Linked DNA regions of Mus musculus: all the other regions are linked to region 2. The links are chromatin loops, found by intact Hi-C in ENCODE. Cell type or tissue: left cerebral cortex. All regions are shown on one strand.

The links. A loop is a pair of places that touch in the nucleus more often than their neighbours do. Peaks named below come from ENCODE experiments on the same cell type or tissue, not always from the same donor. Only the 100,000 strongest peaks of a DNase experiment are listed, where the experiment ranks them.
Region 1: a loop joins it to region 2, with 5 times the contacts of the local background. A loop is called at or near these places in 3 of 42 quality-filtered maps.
Region 3: it touches region 2 in a loop (1.8-fold over the local background); 2 of 42 quality-filtered maps call a loop at or near these places.

The regions. Positions count from the first base shown.
Region 1 is chr1:40,354,978-40,362,977 of GRCm38, forward strand. Il1rl2 (interleukin 1 receptor-like 2) reads left to right here. Exons shown (of 11, transcript NM_001356478.1): 9 at 1,842-1,985. Among named protein-coding and RNA genes, the nearest start is that of Il1rl2, 34 kb to the left of the region's middle. In left cerebral cortex, no CTCF peak of the experiment used is centred here; DNase peaks (open chromatin) are centred at 639, 1,103, 4,036, 5,848 and 2 more places.
Region 2 is chr1:40,230,992-40,238,991 of GRCm38, forward strand. It overlaps a transcript of Il1r1 not described here. Among named protein-coding and RNA genes, the nearest start is that of Il1r1, 32 kb to the right of the region's middle. In left cerebral cortex, no CTCF peak of the experiment used is centred here; DNase peaks (open chromatin) are centred at 4,776, 5,011 and 5,990; H3K27ac peaks cover 310 bases.
Region 3 is chr1:40,132,591-40,140,590 of GRCm38, forward strand. No RefSeq gene overlaps it. Among named protein-coding and RNA genes, the nearest start is that of Gm35741, 13 kb to the right of the region's middle. In left cerebral cortex, no CTCF peak of the experiment used is centred here; DNase peaks (open chromatin) are centred at 4,621 and 7,451.

The DNA of each region.
Region 1 (8,000 bases), 120 kb after region 2:
TTTCTGTGAAAGTCTTTTTTTTTTCCCCTCTTCTGTGTCTTTTAATCATCATCTATCCTCTGCTTTCGAGTCTGAAGGCTCCTGATGATGGTTCCATGAAATCAGACTCACAAATGCCATTCTATTTATGTCTTTATTTGTAAGCATGTTTTGCTTGCACATATATACATGTACCATGTGAGTGCCCAATGCCCATGGAAATCAGAAGAGAGCATCAGATCTCTTGGAAATGGAGTTACAAGAAGTTATGGCTTGAACCCAGGTCCTTTGGAAGAACAGCCAGTACTCTTAACCTCTGAGCTATCTTTTGAACTCATTCAAATCCTATTCTTAATAAGGGTACCTGGTATACCAGCAGTGAGCTGTACATTTATTTCCACTTCAAAGTCTCTACTCATTTGAGCTTCTTCACTAATAAGACAATTCCACTGTCATCATCTTTGAGCACATTCACAGAGCCAAACATGTCCACACTACTCAGTGCAAGGAACAGTCAGACCACACTGCGGCTGCCAAGGGCTCTTTGAATCTCATTAAGTACTGTGGGCTTAGTCATGGAATCGTCATATCACACTTTATAATTTTAAGATCACTATCAGGGGCTTAGACTCTTCCAGATTAGATCCTCCCAAAGGGAGAGATGGTGTTGCTCACACAACTCTGATAAGAGCTGGCAAAAAGCAGAAGATAGACACAGGGGATTTGCCATCTCATAGTTGGAAGGCAGATGACGAAGGTTATAAAGATGGGAAAGGGGCGGATTGGGCAACAGCCTGCAGAACAGTGTCCACTGGCTACAGAGGGACTTGCTCAATGGATTGATTTGGGGTGGGGGCTGGCACCAAGTGTGTTTTCTGTCTCTGTACTCTATCAAGCTGTTATATCTAAAGACATGCTACAATATGCAGGAAGTCTTAGGCCTTCAGATGTTTACTGTATGTGTGGCCTGAGAAGGATTTGACAAGCTATTTCTTGAAGATTTTATAAACCAGAAACGTTTGTTCTGGGAGACTCAAACACTTCTCCCCCATCCCACCAGACCCACGAGCTCCTTTTCAGGGTGAACGGGCTGATGAAGGAAGTGGTTGATGCGGTGGGTTCCCTTTTTCTCTTCCCTCATTCTTGGGCACCCTCCTCTGGCAGCACCCTTTTGGGTTGTGGCAAGGTAGGGCGCTGCTTGGTTCCTCTTCTTGGCGTTCAAGAGTTCTTCTGGAAGCAACCGGGACCTCCCTTTTGGAGTAACTGATTCTTCCCCTAGCTGTCTGCTCCCTTGCCTGTCATCAGAACTGTACACTCTCTTAGCAGAGCAGGCATTGAGTACCATATCAGGAACTCTCAGACAGACACAGGCCCTGGCTTCAGGAGCCCTGGGAAGGGTCAGATGAGGACTGTCTCACCATCGACTTGCACAGCCCATGTCTGGGCAGAAGGCCAATGACTTTTATCAGTTTTAACAGGAGTCCCTCTGCTCAGCTCCGAGGGTCGTATGGTGGGATTGAAACCCAGATTCTTCAGGGGAAGCCATGGGGGACATTTCAGACACAGTCAGATTGTACCTCATGAAGGTACCTGGATCCACATGCTCTGAGACAGTTTCCTTGCAGCTGGAGTCCTTTTGTTCTGGCATGAATACCTAGGGCTCCCTGGCTTTTAAGGAGACCATTTCTTCCCAACCTTCTCAGTGGAAATTAAACTATCCAACTTGTATACTCACAAGGAAACTTAGAGATGTGTGTTCAAGCAGTAGCCTCACGTTTCCCACCTGGCTTTGACTAAGAGCCACGTGTAAGTGTGGAGGTAAAACTAACCTTCGGCCATTGACTTTTCCCTGTCGTTTGCAGTTCCAGACTTCAGGGCTTACCTCTTAGGAGGGCTTATGGCGTTCCTACTTCTGGTTGTATCTGTTCTGTTCATCTACAACAGCTTTAAGATCGACATCATGCTTTGGTACAGAAGCGCCTTCCACACTGCCCAGGCTCCAGATGGTAAGTATGTGTGGTGGTCTTTGGGAGCAAAGCCTCAAAATTGCTGTCTACCTACTCTTAAGTGTTCTTCTCCTATTGTTATATGTGGGTAATCCTTTCTCCTGGCTGGAGAATTTAGTGTTCAGTGTCTCAGGAGGACTTCATGTGCTTCAGAGAAATGATTTGTCTGTGATTATCAGCTTCCTTTGCCAATAAGCTGGAACACAGGTAGTGACCAGGAAATAGCCACTAGGCAGCAGCAGAGGCTAGTGGTGGGCCATCCTGCACTAGAAAGCAATGGGCCAGCTACTCTAGGAGGCAGTAGGCCAACCTGATTTAGGAGGCAATGGGCCAACCTGCTCTAGATGACAGTGGGCCAACCTGCTCTAGGAGGTAGTGAGCCATCCTGCTCTAGGAAGCAGTATGAGAAAGATCTTATTTTCTGGGTCTGTGAAGCAAAGAGATGTCTGCTGGAGCAGTTGTGCATATATTACCCCCTTCTCCCTCCAATTTAAAACTCAGCAGGTCATAGAGTGATGCTATCCTCTCTGTAAACCCTATACTTGGTACCTGAAGTAATTTATGTCTCTGGCTTCCAAAAAAGACCTGCCTGGATTTACTCAGAGCTCTCCACTGGGTGGCTGGGTGAGATATCTTCTTTCTCTCAGCTACAGAAGGAGGGTCATAAAGAGGGAGAGGAAGGCAGGGGGAGAGGGAGGGAATGAGGTACAGGAGGGACAAAGGAAAGGGAAGAAGCCCGCTTCTCTCAGTACTTAGCAGGAGCCTGAGGCAGGGGTCCTTTTTCACTGATCTGAAGGCCAAAGCTCTGCTCAGAGCCTTCACTGGTGTCTCTATCCTGCCGCCAATTTTTTTCTTTTCACACAGAAATGCCTTCCTGTGTTACAGAACCAAGATTTCTCTCCATTTAGGTTTTAATACAATCTGATTTAAACAAACAAACAAAAAAGTTTCAGAAGGAATTTGATCTAGTAAGGCCCTATGGAAAACAAAACAGACAAAACACCATTCAGTCTGCTTTGCTGTCCCTTATTTGCCTATAAAAACAATTAAAAAGACAAAAGAAATCCACACAGCTGGCGTGCACTGGGATGAGGAAATGCATGTCTTTTTAGGTCAAACATTTTTCTTGAACAGGAGCAAGGGAATGAGGCAACTCAGAGTCCAAACACATTCAGAGTAGCAGATCTAAAAAAAAAAAAAAAAAAGCTGTTTGTTCTAAGCAGCTGTTTGTGTACAAAAGTCGCCACACAGATTATTGTGTACAAGTTGTTGATAAAACACAGATGCTGTGATTCAAACTGTATTTAGCTAAATGTCAGAATTCAACAATTGGTAACCCAGAGGCTGGGTTGTAGCCCAATGTTGATGGCTGAATGAAAAGGAAGAAATAACTAGAAAAGGACTTGACTATTCCTCAGAGTGGTAGAGAAGAGAGTCTATTGTAGATAAAAGGGGAGTATAGCCTGGGGTGGGGGCAGGGACATCCAGGGGAGTACAAAGCCTTGTGAGGAGAGGGAAGAGCAGCTGATAACCAGCCTGGGCCAAGAAAGTAGACAAAGGGTCACCTAGAAGGTTGGAATATATAGGGAAGGGCAGCTGGAGGAAAGTCAGTTAGTTTATCCTCTTGGAGAGTTCAGGGTAGGGGCAGGGTATGCCAGTCCAGTCTGGAGGATCCTGTAACAGGTAGGGACTGAGGAATGCACGGAGAACTTGGCAGCCAGCACCTCAGCCCTTTGTCCCGGGTTTGAGATTTAACAGTGGTGAGATGTAGCCATGGTCCTTGCCTGGCCAGGCCAACACAATCTGAGGTGCTTGCCTGTCTCCCTGGCTGTCCCTTTGTGACGAGACCACAGCATTCATTTCTTCTGGAGTAGATAGGAGTGGTCTGCCTTCTATCTCCACTGACTAAGAGAATGTGACATGACGTTCTTTCATGTGGTGTTTCTGGAAGCTCCAGCCTCTCTGGCCCCTGCGTGTTCACACCTCTGACTCACTGTAACTCCCAGAAGTGTGAGTACAGCCTTGCCTTAGTTATTTATGGTGTGCACATAGTATGATAAAGCTGCCTGGCAGAGAAGTTGAGTTTGTCAGCAAGAGATGGAAGGAGGAGTGACTCACTCCCCCCTGTGGAACCGGGGAGCCCAACAGATGACACATCAGGACCCACTCCTCCCAGCTCAGCACAGCCAGGGGTGGTGGCTTTGGAGATTGGATCTGACAACAGGCCAGGAAGCCTCATGATTCTTTTGCTCTTATTTTTTAATTTTGGAAAGTGTTTGCTTCAATCTTCCCACCTCTCCACCTACCCAACCATTGTTAACTTTGGATAACGTCAAAGAACTTTGAATAAAGTCTCTAAAATGATCTAGTGATGAGCTTCCGAGGTTGATCATGAATCCTGCTGACAGCCTGAATTCTCTTGGGAAAATATTCTGGAACATATACAGTATAGTGAATATGGATGTGGAAGAGAGAGAGACATTATGTCCTTCTTGCCAAAGTTCACTCTAACCTGGTTGGTCAAGCCTTGCCACACAAAGGTAAAGATAAGTGACCCACGAGTTACAGTCTGGCAGCCATTCACAAGCCTGCTTGAAGTCAGGGAGTCCTGTATTTCTATGCTGCCCCAGGTGATGTCAGAACTGGCGTGTTAGGTGTACCCCAGTATCTGCAAGACTTGAATCAAAGAGTGGTCAGCAACAGGTCGGCTGAAAAATATGTGCACTGCTAGCTTTATTCCATTCAGACGCTTCTGTGCAGCGTGCAATGGACTAGAACAGTTAGAGCTAACCCAGCAGGTGTATCAGGCAACAAAAGATAAGGGAACAAACTAAGCACAGCTCAGAGTTGGTGAGAGGTCTTGGTCTCTAAAGGTAAAATTGCTTTCCTGACTAAAGCCACGTCAGTTAACTCTGGCTTTCCCCACACATGTTTCTGTGGTTTGTGAAATAACATAGATCATTCTGGGGCTCATTTCCAAAGACAGTTTCCTGTGGAGAGTCCCATTTACAACAGTGTTGTAATGTAAGGAATCTGGTGGCCTTTAGCATTTCCAAAGTAAACACAATCCTATGTGTTATGTGTGTTCACTTCAATGTTTTCTGTGCATGCTGGGGTGGACAGACAAGCCAGTCCTCAGGCAACTCGGCCACAGGACCTTAGATAAAGTATCTTTTAAATTCAAATTTTATCTATCGACTGCTTGATTTGCTCTGGAATGTCACATCAAGAGAGAAGGGAACTGGAGAAGCATTAGGCAATTTCTCATAAATATCAGTCTATAGACATGATCTCATTTAGGTTTTACAGACAGCAATAGAGGTGTGAACAGGTGCTTTTACGTAAAGGGATGGTTCGGTAGCCTCGGAAAATTAAAAAAAAACGCTTGGCCAGGCCAGAGATAAATTGCCACCTCTGCCTCTGAGAGACGTGGATATTGGGAGCAGCCACCAGCACATCTGAGTTTCCTCAGAACAGCCACGAGGGATGCTCTAAGTTCCGGGAGGTAACCGGTTCATCATCTGTGCTGCCTGTCACTGTTTCCTCCGCTGCTGCTCCCTTAACTTCATGGTGCGCAGCAGCCTTTTATTATGAGTGAGTGTGTGTGTGTGTGTGTGTGTGTGCGTGTGCGTGTGTGTGTGTGTGTGTGTGTGTCTGTGTGTGTGTGTGTGTGGTGGGCTGGGTAAACATCTGAGGCCTCAACGGTTGACTAGCAGCTACCTTTGGCTGTTGTCCTCACTGCCTCTCCACAAGGGCATCTGTTGTCACTCCATCTCTGGGTGGAGGAGGTGGGACTTCCTGGAAGGATAATGTTGGCTTTCAGGAGACAGGTCAAAGCCTTGTTTTCTTTGTTTCCTCGATCTGGGTTTTTTTTGTGTCCGTTCCGTCACACAGGACTTCAGAAAATGACTCAGTTCTAAAGGAGAGGGCTTACGCAGCACTGCTTTGTGGGGCTCTGGAAAGGATCTGAAAAGGCATAATTAACCAAAAGCGTTCTTGGAGCTTATACGTGGAGGCATGGAAATAGCTGCCCTATTTTTTTTTTTTCAAAATCATGTTTGGCCACCCCAGGACAAATGAGTGACTTAGGTTTAGAGAACTCTGCACACCTTTGAGAAATGGTGCAGCCCCGTTGATCTCAGCTTCCTTCCCAGAATCTTAGATTCAAGTGTACGTCTTGCAGTTTATCAGAAAGCGCCCCGAGCTACTATCTGATCCTGTCCTTGGGGCTAGAGAGATTAGCAGCAGTGACTGCTTTTCTAGAGGATTCTGGTAGGATTCCCAGAACCTCCACTGCAGGGTAATTCTGGCCTCCTTGGTGACACGTCCACACACATAAAATAGAATAATAATAATTGTTAAAAATTGGAGGGCTGTGTTAAGAAAGGCAAACGTGGATTCCAAATGTGTCTTTGATAGTGCTGCATCCCCGGTGCATGTGGAGAACAAGTCCTTTAATGACGCCTTTGCTCCAGATCTTAGTCTGAGGGTTGTGGCTCCGCTAGCTCAGTGGCCAAGTGTACTCACAGCAGCCTGGGTTTAGCCTGCAGCATGGAAAGAAAACACTTAGAAGAAAAGACATACAGTTTGGGGCCTTGTTTTGTTTTAAGTTTTCAGAAGACATGGGGCTTTGTCCTACCTCATCTCTCTCCATCTGTTCCAAGTATAGAAAGTGGGGGAGCAAGGGGAACTTGTGTCCTCAGATGCCTTGTTTTGAAAGAGGACTGGGATTCTGTCAAAAAAAAAAAGAAAACATTTGGCAAATGTAATTTCTCTTGTTTTCTATTTAAGCAAAGCCAGTGGAGGGAGAGTGAGAAGTTTGGAGGGGAGAGAAGCCCGTGGTGGGTGGTGGCAGCTGTGCCTGGGGCTGGGGAGGGATAACATTGGGTGCTAACCTGGGAACTGCACTTCCCAAGGAGGATGCTCCCTGATATAAATGGGGCAGCAGGCAGCCAAGGCTTTCTGAGGGTGTAAGTCTAAACACATCTAAATCTTTACATGAGAAGGCTCAATGCCTTCTTAAACAGTCAAGAAATAAGAGCTTACGAGATCTCCACCCCTCTGTCTCTTTATTCTTTCCTTTCACTCTCAAAATAAACAAAAACCAAAAACCAAAAAACCAAGAAAAAACCAACAGCAGCAACAACAACAAAAACAACAGCAACAACAAAAAATTCCAGAACTTTGGAAAGCCATCTATTTAGCACTAAATTTTATACTGGAAAAAGTCATTGGGGTTGGTTGTCTCCAAACACAAATCGATACCTCCTTAGTACATACCCATGATCCCTAAGCTGATTGTTTGGGACCCACACCCTCCTCTTCCCAAACCATGGATATTATTGTCGAGCTCGCTTAAGATGTCTGGTCGGTACTGGTGGGCTTCTCCCCAGTGCCACTTAGCTCTATAGCACCTTCCTTGCCTGACAGTGGGCAGGGATGCAGAAACACCGGTGCCAGCTTCTCTCTCACATATAATGCTGGCTTCTCTCTCACATCTGTAGTAACCTGTATTCTTAGATCTTTACTTTTTTTTTCTGATCTCTCCCCACTCTTTCTCAGCCAAGAGTTGTTACGCACCTCCTATGAATACTGTTTGCGAAGAACTCCAGACGACGAGAAATCTTTGTGTGTTCCTTTGGCTGCTGTCATCTTAAATGCTATCTACCATTTTATTTTGCATATGTGAGTGGTGTGCACAGTACGATGATGTGTCTTGTTCATCTTTGCCCTGGTGCACACAGTAATGGCTCTCATTCCTGGTTGTCTGGGAAACACTGTCATCGATGGACACATTAACCTTGTGTGCTGTACGTAGTGCTGGACTTCTCAATGATACGGGACAGATTGAGTCATTAAAATAATGAAGTTTCTGGTATGCCAGATTAGAAGCGACGACTCACCCGGTTTTGCTTGGCATAGTTAGTACAGGTCTCAATTGCCTACATCTGCAATTAGTGAGACGCAGTGGGAGACTTGTGATGCAGCTAGGAATTGCAGAAACGTTGCCACCTG
Region 2 (8,000 bases):
AAGTGTGGTGTTTCTCTGTATATGTGTGCTATCTATGTATGTGTGTGTGGTGTTTGTATGTACATTTGTGTGTGTGTGGTCTCTGTGTGTTGTGTCTCTCTGTGTGGTGTGTATTTATGTGTGTGTGTGGAATCTATGTGTATGTACCTGTGTATGGTGTCTGTGTGTATGTCTGTGTGTGTGGTGTGTGCTCACTCTTACATGCATGTGTGGAGGTCAGATGGTGATATCACATGACCATCTCCTTTGGTCTCCATCTCACTTTTTGAGACAGGTCTTTCCTTCAACCCAGAGTCTGCTGCATTGACTAGACTGGCTTGCCAGCCAGTCTGCAGGATCCACTTGGCTCCGCCCCCCTCAGGGCTGGGCTTACAGGTACATGCTGCCTCGACTAGTTTTTATGTGACTCCTGGACATTTGAATCCGTGTTCTCATACTTACACAACAAGGCCTTTACTCATTGAGCCATCAACCAAGTTCACTAAACTAGTTTTTATTGAAGGGAAAAAAGGTGAATTCAGTGTGTTTTACTATTATTATTTTAAAACTCAGTGTGTTTTAAACTGTCTTAACATATGGATGAAGTTGGGCATCCATTCTCTAGGTTTAAAATAATTACTGATCATTACTTCTATTGCATTAGCAGCTAGCTTTTGAGGACTTGCTGTGTGTGTGTGGCCACGGGATACCGAGGCAGGTGAAGAGGAACTGGCCGCCATCGGAAGATCCTGTGATGAGTACCATGAAAGAGTAAAGGGCTGTTTAGACGACAAATGGCTGTGCCCTGCCTTACTCTAACAATTGGTACTTTTTGAGGGGAAAGGAGGGGGTCTCAGGCATGAGATTGAGCTACATAGAGATCGGGTGCAGGATCGTAAAAGTTGTGTTTTCACATAGTGGCACACACCCATATTTTAGCACTCTGAAAGCTGAGGCAGAGGGAATCACAAGTCTGAGGCCAACGTGACCTATAGATGAGAGGAGATCCTGTCTCAAACGCAGCAATCAAGCAATGTCTATTTGAGGACCAGAAATGCCAATAGGTGGTGGTGAAGGGAACGGGGAGGGTACCAGATGAACCGGGCACAGAGCCTGAGGGTAGATCGTGGTAGGCATTGGGGCAGAGGTAGGAATTTGGATTTTGTTGGGACCATGAGATAGACTTAGGTTGTCGGGTGAGAAGACAGAACTGGACCTCCATGCTTAAACCTTGCTGGCTGTACCTGCTCCCCTGGGTGACATTGTGGAGAGGGTACCCTGTGTATCAGCATCTTTTGTTTGAGCCTCAAGAGATCATGATGGGGTGACACTGGGTGAAGGGCCTGTGCTTTACCAAGCCCTGACCTCAGCATGACACACATAATAAAAGCCTTGTCTGAAATGGCCGCAGAGATCTTTTTAAATTAAGGTGCATATTATCTTTCCTAGACGCAAAACTCCACTTAGCAAAAGCATTCTCATCCGTTCCTAAACTGACGACCATTTTGCCTTCTGGTTTAGGGATTTCTGAAAAGCGGCCCTTTGGAGAAATTCCAAATTCCAAATCCCATTCTGTGCTGAGCACTGAGCCAGACTCTACAGGTAGGGAGAGAAAGAGTGGGTTGAGAAGGAAACATCAACATTGATTGGGAGAATTTGGCAGTCTACCCTGAGACATGTCAGCTGCTGACCATCAAATGGATGCAGACAGTGGGTAGTGAGGAAGGCCCAGCCACTTCAGAGTACAATATCAAAACAAGCCTAGTAAGCATGGCTGCCAAATCTCATTGAGGCTCCACCTGGAGATTGCTGTTGGTGGAGTCTTGTAGATCCTTCTGTCTAGCTGCACGTGGGGCTATGGTCACCTTGGTGGGGTCTTCTTATACATCCTCTGCATAGCTGCAGGTGGGCTACAGTCACCTTTAGAGACAGAAATAGGAGGCTTCCTCAGCACCACTGCATGGACAAGGGGTGAAGCTGAGGCTTCCTGGTTTCAGGGAATGATGAACACTGCACAGCTGAGCAAAGTTTGCAGTAGTCCTGGAGTCTGTAGCGATAGTGAGATGGTGTCCTCTTGCAAGTTATCTTCTCTTCTGGTCCATTACTGCGGGCTGACTGGCTCATGAGTTGGATGTGGGCTGGACCACGGTTTCCATTTTTATTGGCTCCAAGTGCATAGGTGTGCTCTCATTATGGAAGAAGAGGGGAAAGAGACAACACAGTTTTGATCAGACACAGTCAGACCCATCTCTAAGGCTAAACTGTCCTAGGTAATCGTTGGTGGCCAGAGAAGAGTAGAGTTAATGTGTACGTGCACGGGAGTGGGAAGCTTGGGATACAGCTTTCAGTAAATATGACTCCAGGGAAGCAGTGCTAGATCAGGTTTCTGTGGACCCAGGCACAGCTGGACAGGAAGTGCGGGAGCTGTCAGGTCAGCTAATCTCCTAGCAGCTTTACATTCTAGCCCAGGGAGAAGGACAAGGGTTATTTCTGAGAAATGGCTCCGTGTGTGAAGTCCAAATGTATGACGCACACAGAACTGCTCCTGGCAGACTCAGCAGGGGCTGCAACGTGTCAGTGACAGCATGAAGTTAAAAGGCAAGCAAAGGGAAGTCCTCTCTGGTTGTCTGCAGGGGACTGACTCCTGAGTCTTTAGTTAGCATCATACAAGATTGTATGGTATCTACTTAAAACCTTCTGTATTCTTTATACTGTTTCTATGTAATATGAATTCTCTCTCTATGTTATTATACTAGACTGTATACAAAATAGTGACATAGGAAATATCTGTGCATGATCAGCAGAGACATGCTGTGGTTGTCTGGACTCATCAAAGTGGAATGTAAGGCTATGAAAAGCCAGTGATTTACAAAGCAGGAGTCATAAACTTTGACACATGTCATAGTAACTGAAGTTCATACTGTAGGATTCGGAGCTATTAGGTGTTTGGTTTTCCTGTACTTGTGTGGAATGCTTGTTCAGCCTTTAACCTCAATGTGAGGATCGCAGACGGTAGGCTCTCTTGGAGACCCTTAGGTTCTGAGGCCCTTGTGCATACAGCCAGCACAGCTATTAGAAGCTGCTTAGCTTTCTTTTTGCCACATGTGCACACAGCAAGAAGCAGGCTCTGGAAAGCCAGGATGCAAGCTGTCACCTGGTAGTGGATTTGCAGGCACCTGGATCTTGGACTTCCAGCCTCCAGAACTGTGAGAAATATGCATTTTTTTTAAATCATGCTGTTCCTGGTAGCTTGTTTTAGCCGTCATAATAAACTGAGACACCATGCCAGATCAGTTCACAATGATGGTGTGAACAGATTTAAATAATAAAAACAAAACAAAACAAAAAAAACAACAAAAAAACCAGCCTTAGCATGGATTTCAGCCAGTGTTTATCTGAACACTGCCAAGACAGTGAAAGAACAGGGCAGCTTTGTTTTAGGATGGCAAGAGCACATCTTCATCCTTTGCGGGTTCCTGGATCATTTTACCAGTTGAGGGGGAATTAACACGAACTTGAACATGTCTTTTCTGTGGAGACACTGAACCTCTCCACATAAGATTGTTTCCTCTTGTTTGAGGTCAACAGCGGGGCTGCTCAGGCATTGCTACCAAGAACACAGCCCAACATAACCACAAGGCCAACACATTCTAGAGCCATAATTACACCCCCAGAGGTTCGTGTAGCTCCCACAATTCTAGAACTTGACTGGAAATCCTGAGTCAACCCCTTCTAGATGCTTTCTTGCCTATGGTTTTATTTGCTCACCTCTTGGCCTCTCTCTGTTCTTGAGATGGATGAGTGGCCATCCAGTCTTAGAAGCTGTACCACCTGGCACTGCCTCTTAGCTTAGAGGCTACCTCACTTGGAAGTTCCAGAACAAAGAGTTAGCAGGCATCCCTCCCTCACTGCCACATCTGGGAGCTTTCAAGGCATTACTTCCCTTTCTCTTGTAGGTTTTGTAAATTTCAATTTCTTCCTAAGGAAACTGAGGTTTAGTGATAGGAGTCATGGTTCTTGGACTGTAGCAAATCAACAGGAGACTTTGGAGTAGCACATTGACCTTTTGGACTCTCAAACTTCTTTCTCCATCACGGCTAAAGTGATACAGTGACTCAAGGAAGGGAAACAGTAGTTTATGAATGTATCTTTAAAAAAGATTTTATATATTTTTGTTTTATGGATATATATATATATATATATGCATAAACACATGTGCCTGGTGCTCCTGGAGGTGACCAGAGGGTATTGAGTTGAACTCTTTCACAAGTATAGATAGTTGTGAGTGACCACACATGGGTGCTGGGAACTGAATCCAGCACTTCTGTTAGAGCCACAATACTCTTAACTGCTGAGTCCCTGTGAAGGCTTTTACAAAAAGATTGATTTATAATGGGGTTGCACTGTGAGAAACTGAACATAAATTAGAACTGTTATTGGACAGTGAACACAATCCACTGACCCTACCAATCAGTGTGGCTTGGAGCACAGCATACTGTGGAGTGTCTGATGTATGATTCCCTGGCTGAGTGGAAACCTTGCTGTAACTGCCCAATAATAATTACAATACAGCAGCCCAGGAAAAGATCCAAATTCACAACACAAAGTTTAGTTTTTATTGCAAGAGCCTCGCTCTCATACCATCATCATAAGGTGTTAAGTGCAAGCGGAGCCACAATGAATCTGGGTCAGTCCATAGTTGAACATCAGTGTCTGAGCCATATGTTTTTCAGTTTGCTGACACTGAGCTGATTCAAGTTTCCTTCCACCAACCCTGAGGGATATTACCCACACTGGCATCTGTGAGTAAGCTAGCTTTTAAAAAAATGTGTCATGCAAAGGCCTTATTTTTTTAGTCCCAGAAGGGATTGTGAGAAAGCGTCCAGAGGAATTTGGTAACAATTTATGCCAAAACAAATACAACTGAAATACACTTAACAAAGTATACATAGAGGCCAAAACCAATACAAATGGAATACATTTAACAACAAAGTATACATGCAAGCATCATGACAGCCCACTAGCAATTTCCAGGGAGTAGTTAAACAGATTCTGCTATGAGTGGGTGGGGGGAAATCTGGTCTCGCCTACAGCATCATCTCTCTCTTAACTCCTCTATAAAAGCATATTCAGAAGTTCTCAGGATTTCTTCCCTAGAGAAGGGGGAAAAATCTATGACTCTACTCAGTGACTGGGCTCACAGTGACAGGACGCTTATTGAAACTTCTTTGACTTAAAAAAAGAAAAGAAAAATCTCATGTGAACCTGCTATAATTACCCATTTGAATCAATTTCCCTCAAGGTTTAAGAACTTTTCTATGCTAGCTCCTGAATTGACTCATAGGGACAAAGGAAGGTTGCAGGTTTTGTTCTCGTAGGCCTGAGGGGAGTCACAGGCAGCACCTCTCACCTCTATTCATGCCTAGATGAGGCTCATCAGCCACAAACTGAGGTTGGTTTCACAGTTCAAGCCGAATCCTGTGCTTACTTCCCCAAGGTGAAGCTTTTTAACAATTCGGTAAGGTCATGTGCCCTAGTATATAGAAACTAGGTTCACAGGAGACTATCCACTATGGTAGGAGGTAAGATGGAAGGGTGCTTCCTTTACGGTGGGATTCACACTCAGTTGTTTTAGGGAACCAGGACTGTTTTCCTTGCTTGGCCTCAGTCTGCAGCAAGGGATAGAAAACAGTTGGGATGGGATGGGATGCTGGTAACATCACTCATCTCTGTTATAAGCAGCAGTTGTGGGTCCTGGCTGTGCATGGAATTCACCTGGGGAGCCTTGAACGTATTGATTCCTGGATCTCGCCCCTGGGATTTGGGGTATGGTAGGCCTGAGTGCAGCCTGGGCTGTCAGGACTCTCCAGCTGGTTATACTCTGCAATCAGTACTGCATGATATGGGTTGGCTGGGAATCATTGACCCGGGGATCTGCAGCCATTAAGCCAGTCAATTACCCACATAAACAAGGAGCAGGTTAGATCAAGCGTGTCTAGAGGGATTGCCAAATACTGCCTGCTGGGGGACATTTAAGTTGGTTTCTCAGAAAACGTTGTGCCTGGAAATTCTGGAAGGCCTGTGTCTGCTGAGTGTGCGTCCCACTTTCTTGGGAACTGTGGACAGTAACTGTAAACAGGGCCTACTTTCATTCGTTTGACAAATATTTAAACATCTGCCTTGCTTAGCTGTCATCTGCTGGAGAGAAATGATACCAGTGTCTTAAATGAGCGTCAGGGTAGAGGGCAGTGCACAAGTAAAGTAAGGTTGCTGAGTGCCGCAGACAGGGAAGAGTGGGGGTGATGAGCCCTTCAGTGTCGCAGAGGACAGAGCTGGAGAGTGTCCTAAACACACCTTGGGAGTATATGACAGGGTATTCGGGATGGTCTCAGTGTTGAGGCGCTAGAGGAGAACTGGGAGGAGAGCAGAGAATGAGGGAGGAGAAGGCAGAGGAGGAGGGGGAGGTGGGAGAGGGGATGAGGGGAAGAAGGAGGAGGGGAAGGGTATTCTAAGAGGAAATTGGTAGGACAAAAGCAGGATGCTGAGGAAGCTCTCTCACGAGACACTTAATAGGCTCAGATCCCTCAAAGACAAGGGGAGAGACTTGTTCAAAAGGGGAAGGGCCAGAGCTGGGAGAGGCTCAGTGGGTAAAGCCTTGCCAAGCCTCAAGTGTAAGGATTTTTAAGTTGAGATCCCCACTCACAGAAAGAACTCACAAAACCTCACAGAAACTCACAGAAGCAGTAGTGCAATTCTGTAATCCAAGGACCCTACAGCAAGATGGGAGGCTCCCTGGAGGCTCACAGGCCAGCCAGCATGGAGTATGCAGCTGTGAGCAACAGGAGACCCTTCCATAAGCAAGGTGAAGAAAAGATTGACACCCAAGGTGACTGTTTGACCTCCACGTGCATGTACGAAGAGGTGGTGAAGAGGGAGATGAAGAGACAGGATGAAGGAGAGAGAGGCACAAAGGAGGGGGAGAGAAGACAGAGTGTGACCAGTGTGGGCTGGTAGTCTTGGGTTCTATAAGAGAGCAGGCTGAGCAAGCCAGAAAAGAACATTCCTCCATGGCCTCTGCATCAGCTCCTGCTTTCTGACCTGCTTGAGTTCTAGTCCTGCATCCTTTGGTGATCAACAGCAGTATGGAAATGTAAGCCGAATAAGCCCTTTCCTCCCCAACTTGCTTCTTGGTCATGATGTTTGTGCAGGAATAGAAACCCTGACTAAGACAAATTGGTACCAGCAGAGTGGGGTATTCCTGTGACAACCTGACCATGTTTTGGGGAGGACTGTGGAAGGACTTTGGAACTTTGGGCTTGAAGATCCATCCGTTGTTAAGAGGTCTGTCGGATGTTGTGTAGGAGCTTGGAAGATAATGTTGAGAACACTGCAGAAGATGGAGGTCTGGTTTGTGAAATTTCAGAGGCAAAATTAAAGACTCTTTTCGGGGCCATTGCTGTTTTGATTGTGAAGTTTCTGTAGTTCTGGTTAGCTGGGGCTGATGAATCAGCTGTGATTAACAAGATACCAGAACTACCAAAGCAAAAACTTTGCATTACTGGGACTATTGATGCTGGTTAGCTGGAGCTAAGAAATTAGCGGGGATTAAGAAGAGACCAGCATCATTGAGGTGACATCTTCTGGGAAGTGTTTTCTGAAAGCACAAAGAGGCTGTGTTCCAGAGATGGCCAAGGTTGTACTCCTGCTGCAGCGGGACTTGGTAATATGTAAGGGTCACCCAGGTGGTACTGGATTTGAAGGCATGAAGGGGTCATGCAAAGCAGCTGAGGCTCGGCACGGTGAGAGGCCATGGAAGGCCATTGGTGAAGGTGCAACCTTGGTTGCAATTAAAGACCCAGGATTGAAGGGGTCATGCAGTGTTTTGGAGATGCCAGTACCATGAGATGACCACCAAGAGCAGCAGCAGCAGTGGAGTACAGGCATCTGGAGCCTAGAGGACGACGCATGTGCTACAAAGGGCCTGGCTGGAGAAGTGACCCAAGCCCTTGGAGGAGCCCAGA
Region 3 (8,000 bases), 98 kb before region 2:
CTCTCCCTCTCCCCCTCCTCCCTCCCCCTCCCCTCCCCCTCCCCCCTCCCCCTCCCTCCCCCCCCCCCCCGTGTCTGTACATTTCATCAGGGTGTCTTCCTGGACCTCTTTCCCACCTTATATTTTTGAGGCTGCACTCTCACTTAACCTGGAGCTCAGAACTCCAGGAGCTCAGTGCATTTCACCTGGGTTGTCTCAGCAATCAGTCCTGGAGAGATGCCTACTCTGTCCTGCAGCACTGAGGTCATATTCACCTGATACCACACCTGCCTTTTACGTAGGTGTTGGGGATCCAAACTCAGTTCCCTTTGCTTGCACAACAAGTATGTTACCCAGTGAACCATTTCAGCCGTGGCACATTCAATTCAAAAGTTACATCACATAATGCGGCTTAGAGGAGCAGCGACAACCACTTACTTAACTGCTAACAGTTGGCCCAGGTCAAGGTTACCAGTACAGGGGACAGAGTAATTGTTTTTAACTCTTGGGAGAGCTGGCTCCCAAGAAGAGGAAGTAGACTGAGACACAGGGATCTACTTTCCCTCAAACTCACCAACAGACAAGTGTGGAATCCCTCCCTGGAGCAGGAAGCATCATAGTGAACTAAGTGGTTTTATACTTCAGGTTCTCTAAGCTGGGTGGACTGCCTAACAAACCTATGATGTATCGAGCCAGATACCCTCACACCCGCAGGCATGGCGATGACCCATTTGTTAGGCAGTCAAGCGTGGCTATGACCTTTGCAGCCTGCTTCCCCAGGGAAATGCAGCTATGCCTTTGGGAACCATTCTGAGTCCATTGAGAAAGAATCAGGATTTCACCATCAGAAAGGTCTGAAATATTTAAAACAGTATGTGAACTAAATTAATATCAAAACCCTGCTACCCCGGAGGCTGACTATTTAACCTTGTATTTTTTTTATCTCAAACTATTGTTTTAAAATGTAGACATTATTAGCCAGGTATGGTTAGGCCACTAGATCAGCAGGCAGGTGCCATTGGAGAGGATCCAATGCTATCATCCAAAGGTAAGGACATGTGTAGTGTGAGAAGGCATGGGAGACAAGGGCTTGGTCAGGTGGCTAGGAAATCAGGGTGGAGGAGTGGGCATCAGATTTTGCGATGCTTCTCTGGGAGGAGCATAGCTGGAGGTGGGTTCAGGATCAGCACCTCAGAATAGCTTCAGTGATCCCTGGAGTCGGGGTTGGCTGGCCCTTGGTCGTGCAGGGGAGTGGATCCACAGTGGGAGATTTGAGACTATGCTCTTGGCTTAGTTGGTGTGCATTTGAATGGCTCATTTTCTGGGTAAGTAATTACCTGTGGGAGTTGACTGAACCTGGGAGAGGCAGACCTTCCAGGGTCAGCAAGCCTCCAGTATCAAGTCACTGGAAGCACACACTTAGCATTTCTCTGAGATGGTACATGAGAAGCAAGACTAGGAAATCAAATGGCCAAACGTAGCATTGGGGTGGGTGTTAGGGCTCTGTGGTGGAGCTTTGCCTAGCTTATGCAAGGCTCTGTGTCTTGTCCCCAGTGCTGAAAAAAGAAAGTCAACTAAACAAATAGGTCCCCAATATCAAACATCATTTACCAAGCCCAGTAGAGCAGACACAGTACAGTCTTACAAGCACAGGCAACAGAGGGCCGATGCTGTGTAGACATGTGGTCTTGGGTTTCTAGCTTGACCAATAGAGCTTGAGAGCCCATTCCACAGTTCCTTCTTGCTGAGTCTCATCCAGGAGCAGTGCAGTCTGAATCAATCATCTCCTGCTGGGAAGCCCGTGCTTCCAGATCTTAGACTCTGGAGTGGTCTCTCCCAGGCAGCCTTTGCTATACCGATAATAGGTGCTAATACAAGGCTGGGGCTGCACTGACTCTATCCCTACAAAATTTTAACTCAAGCTTTCCTGTCTCCCTGAGGCAGATTTTCAGAGGTGTATAGCCTAGGTCCTGGCTGAGTGTCAACACTGTTCACAGTAGAGATTGGGGGTTTTCTGGGAGAAGAGGGGAGGTAGATGACAAACCAACTCTGGCTTCTCCAGGCAACATGGGCTCCATAGAACTGCTGTTGAGAGACTTAGACTGGGCTATAGTTCAACATCCTCCTCGACCCCTGCTAATGCTTGTACAGCAAGTCTGAAAATTTGGTCTCTGTGGTCAGCCTAGATCCATGATCTGGGATTGAAGATCTCTTGGGCCCTTTCTTCTCAGCAGAGGTCAGTGATAGGACTGTGTTTATCACAACTATGGAAATTTCCACCTTGCTTCTTACCCCAGCACATAGGGCTTGGACTGTCTTCAATAGCACACAGCTAGGGCTAGACACCTATCTCTAGACTCAACCTTTTTGAATGGGTCCCCTTCTTGCCCCCTGACACCATGCTTTTTACCTGTGACTCCATAGTTTAGCTTTTGTTGGTGGCATAGGTCCCCATTTTGTTATCAGTAGGCAGTTACTATATGCCAGTCTTCTGTGGAACTTTCTAGACCTATGCACCTTCCTCAAGGAAATGGCTCTTTCCTAGCTGTATTCCAGCTGCATCATCACCCTGAGTAGGTCACCTCCACCACCTGTGTCCCATGAGAATGGCCCTTTCATTGTGTGCTCCTTGGCTTGCGTTGGGCATGTGAGTGGTTAGAACAGTGTACCACATTTCTTCCTCGGAATCAGTCTTTAGAAGTGGAGGGACCACTTCCCTTCTGCTTATGTGGTGAGTAAGTGGGAGATTCTCAGCCCTGGATGCAGAATGAGATCTCTGGGTATCCAGATCACTTCAGGATCGTGCTACAGAAGCTGGACTCTGGACGTTGTCAAAGCTTTGCAGGAATTTAATGAATGGTGTTGGAGGAAGCCCTTGCTTGGCTCAGTTTAACCTCTTTTATATTCTGACTTTTGTGGGTTGCTGTCCTGTCCTTTGCTATCCATCCATCCATCCATCCATCCATCCATCCATCCATCCATCCATGTATACTTATGTCCATCCATCCATCCATCCATCCATCCATCCATCCATCCATGTATACTTATGTCCATCCATCCATCCATCCATCCATCCATCCATCCATCCATCCATCCATCTATCCATCTACCCACCCTTTCTTCCTTTACCTACTCTAACATACACCTCTAGATTTTGATCATATACATGGATTTTCAGTGTGACTAATATAAAATCAGTAAGTTCAGGCCTGGCAGAAGATCCCTGAAGATTTGGGAGTGGGGCAAAAGAGACCAAGAGCATCTGGTTTCCTAATCACATCATGTCTCCTAATGAACAGCATAAAAGCAGGAGAGCAAAGCTCACATAATTAGCTCCTGTCTGAAACTCACAATAAGGTCCCATACTCCTCTCTTGGAGGAGTGTCCACAAAGAAGCAAACATCAGGCAATGGGAACAATTGTGTCCTCCTCAAACCCAAACATATCTCAGTTATTTCTAGCAATTGTGCCATAGCTTTTCTGGTCAGGATCGGCTCTCCATTACTACAATGTGTGCCTCTTCCCTGGAACACAGCAACAGCAGTGGTTGGCATGTCATTTTGAAGTTGGAGTACTGCTGAGCTATCTCTTTGGAGTTCATGCACTCGGAAGTGGGACAGGAATCTTTTAAGCTCCTGTGCCCCATTTTATGTAGCCTCATCTTTTTTATACCACAGGGCATTTTTGTTTGAGCATGAGAATCTATCTCTTATACTTCCAGAAAAGAGGTTTCATAGACAGTAGGCAATCAGCATGTGCTTATTGTTTTTGTACCGAGGGGAAAAGGCTTGATGAGAAAGAGCTTTTCGTTGGCCATTGGCTCTCCCACAAAGGCTGGGGTCAGGATCCCATGGAGCTCCTCATCTACATCTTATTATAGAATTTGTGGTTCCTACTTCCTATACTATTGATTTTGTTTTCCTCTTTCAGCCCCAGTTGGCATGTAGATAAGTTCAGAACAGATACGAAGTCTGAGTGATCTTTGCTTTAGAACCCATCCTGTGAGATTTCACAGAATAGAAGCAAGACATGAGATCATGTAAAAGCTTTGAGGAAGAAGGGGAGTAACTGAAAACTGCCCAAGAGTCTTATAACTGTGCTATGACACAGTAAAAGGCTGGAAGACACAAACTCCTTTTGGCTCTCCATACTCTATCCAAGGAAGCCAGGAAGCTGGTAGGTCTACAGGTCTCCAATGAGTGAGGCAACCTGTGGGGATGGAAATGACCATCTAGACCAATCAGATACACTTCTTGGAGTCTGAATGCTTTAAAGCATCAGTTCTCAGTCTGTGGGTCATGATTCCTTTTGGGGCCAAACAACCCTTTCACAGGAGTTACATATCTGATATCCTGCATATCAGAGATTAACATTATATTTCATAAGCGTGGCAAATTACAGTTATGAAATAGCTATGAAAGTAATTTTATGACTGAGGGTCACTGCAACATGAACTGTATTAGTTTGCAGCACTAAGAAGGTTGAGAACCACTACTCTAAAGGCAGTGGGGTTAGAGACATCTTGTGGGTAGTATGGAAATACAGTTGTAGAGTGCAGTCAAGAACTGTTCCACTGTTCCATTCTGGGTTTGCTTGTGGTGCAGCTTCACACTTTCCTTGGCCTACCAGATCTTCACACTTTCTTTGGTCTACCAGATGGCCCTATTCTCTTCTTGCCCTTTTTAAATCTCTCCTCCAAAGCTTCTCCATAGGGCACTAAAGTGTTCTTTCTCAGTCTCACATCTGATAGCATTCCCTTTCTGATACATACCTATAGATAGCTGCTGCATTCCTATAGTCCACATAGCCCAGCTAAGATACAAAGACCTTTTTTTTTTTTCTCCTTTAGCCAATGTATTGGGCCCGCTCTGTTGCTTTTATGATGTAAGCTTCCAGGAAGCTTTCCTAATGTCCTTCCAGATTTCAGAAGAGAATCCTTGCCATGGAGTTAGTGCTGAGAACATCCTGAATGTGTAGGTCAGTTCTCAGCAATTTGGCATCGTCTTTTATGACTGCCCCCCGAGTCTCTCCTCCAGCCTGTGGCTGGGCACACAGAAACATCAGTGCTTACCCTTGGGTCTCTGTTATTGCTTGTGTTGGAGACTTGTAAAGTGTATCTCTTGCATCTGAAGAGCCATTGTGTCCATGGGCTGATCCTCCCATTCCTGTCTAGGTTTTACTCAGGAGATCTTTCTGGATCCCCTTCCATCAGTTGGCAGAGAGGTCTTCTTATTGGATTTCAGAGCACAAAGCAGCTATCACAGCTTGAAGTGGCTTATTTTCTTGTCACAGAGACCCCAACCACACAAATTGAAGAGGAAAAGGTGTTAGAGAGAGTCAGTCCACAGTCATTTTTCCCCATGCACTTTGGCAGCCATGGTAGCTAGAACACATGAAGAAAGAGAACTGTCCACTTTGTGGTCCAGGAGAATGCACACAAGGAAGAAGTAGACAGCCAGGGATAGTATATTTGCTAGGGATGCAGGGATTCAGGTCCTCTAGCTAGACTCAACTATCTAAAGTTTTTTCAGTCTCTCAATGTAATACCTGGGACGAAGTCTCCAAAATATGACTATGGGCAACATTAAGTTCATAGTTCAGTTAGAATAGTTGCCCTTTATTGAACTGACAGACAGAAGCAGACCCTGAACTCATACTATGTGATGTCAGAGGCCACGTTTTCCTCCTCCTTACCCTCCTCCTCCTCCTCCTTATCCTCCTCCTCCTTGTCCTCCTCCTCTTCTTCCTTTTCTTCTTTTCTTTTAAGTTTTTTGTCTCTTCTCTTCTCTTCTCTTCTCTTCTCTTCTCTTCTCTTCTCTTCTCTTCTCTTCTCTTCTCTTCTCTTCTCTTCTCTTCTCTTTTCCTTTCTTTTTTTTTAAAATTAGGATCTTTTTATTTCATAGCCCAGGCTGGTCTTGATTTTGTGATCTTCCCAAGTGCTGGGATGGAAGGTATGACTAGCCTGGTCAGATACTGCATGTATGTGTATATACATATTTATCTGCACATACATTTGTGTCTATATATTTGCATATATATGTTCATGTAGGTGTGAGTGAATATATGTGTTCAAATCCATATATGTGTATGTGCATGTATGTAGAGGCCAGAGGTCAACTTTGAGTGTTGTTTCTCTAGAGCCATTTGCTGTGTGTGTGTGTGAGTATGTGTAAGTGTGGGTGTGTATATGTCTGTGTGTATGAGTGTGTGTGTATATGTATGTATGTATATATGTAGGTATGTATGTGTATATGTATGTCTCTATGTCTACACATGGAGGCCACAGGAGGCTGGCAGGTGTCTTGTTCCATCATGCTCTACCTTATTCCTTCAAGACAAGGTCTCTCAGATAAACCTAGATCTATGCTGGAAACCAGCAAGCCCCAGTGATCCTCCTGTCTTGGCCTTCCACACTCTAGGCTTACAGTGGGAACATGTTAGTGTCCATCCAAACTTTTTATGTTGGTGTTAGGGAGTCAAACTCAGGTCTTGAAGCTCACATAGCAAATACATGTTCCCATTGAAATATATATATATATATATATATATATATATATATATATATCCTGTCTTATTTTGGAGGCAGAGTCTCTCATGTAGACCTGAGTCTTGCAGATTGGGCTAAATTGGATAGCTAGCTAGCCTTCGTGTCTTCAACTTCCCAACACGGAGACTCTAAATTCTAGCCTTCCTACATGAGTACAGGAGGGTTGAACTAAGGTCTCCATGCATGCATGACATGCACTTGCTGACAGGGCTGTTGCCTTGGTCCCGGATAGTGTATTCTTTGCACACATGTGCTTCTTTGCACATTCTAAGCACTCAGCAGACACTAGGGGAAGGAATGCATGAATGAACAAGCAGAGGGGAGTGGAAGATTCTGGATGTAAGGCTTTATTATAAGCCCCTTCCCCACCAAATAGTCTATTATCCCCATATGGGAAAAAAAAAGAGTGTTGCAGGTTTCAAGATGTCAAAGATGTATACTTGCATGAGTAAATGGATGAATGAGACATAATAGCCATGGGGCATGATATTCAGAGATCTACCACAGCGTTTGCTCCCTGGGATGGAGACGTGAGTCCTCTCTTAGCCAACCACCGCTCGTTGGGAATCGGTCTCTCCCTTTCCTAACTAAGATCCAGATTCTGCTGTCAATCCTTCATTTCATGTAAAAGGAAACTCTAAAGCCTTCCAGTTGGTTTCAGGCTGAACACATCTCTCAGCAGAGGAGTGAGGGACGCCAGGAGTCTGCTGTGATCAGGGTGTGTAGTCTTTCCCAGGCACCTCTGGCATGCTTCTAAGTGTTTTTTGTTCTCTGGACTAAGGGTTTCCTGTTGAAAAGGCCCGAGAGAGTATCAGAGTTGGGCACAGAGCACTTGCTGGACTCTTACTAAATACAGCCCTTGATTAAATCCTTCAGACACCAATGAAAATATTTTTTTAGGAGACTCTTCTGGGAGCCATGCCAACTGCGAGTGAGCTTTTCTCGGTAAACACTTGGACTTGCCCGTCTTTCTGAGTCAGCTCGTACTCAGCATGCCTCTCCTGAGGAAACGCAGGATACTGCTCTTCAAAGCCGAAAGTGGGAGTCAATTTCAGACATCTCCTGGAGATAACGGACCTGAGAAGACAGCTCCTGGAGCGGCCCCTGCTTTCCGTCTGTGTGCGTTGGCCTTTTTATTTAAACCCATTAAATAAAAACTTCCAGCAACATGCTTGTAGTGAGGACCTGTCAGGAGAAAACCCACAGAGGAATTTTTCATCACCCCTCAGCATTGTACTATTCCCTAAATCCAGACCATGTCATGGTAGGCTGGGGGGTGACATGGGGAGTTTCTTGAGCACAGGTGACAACTCTGACAGAGTGATTGCTTAAATCACATTCTCCTCTGTCCCCTTTCCCGCAATAACCAAAGCTAATTTTCAGCCTCTTCCTGCCGAGAAGCAAAATGGACATGGTTGGGAGGTCCTGTTTGTCAAGGTCTTGGGAGGAAGTACTTCTGTTGACTGTGTGGATT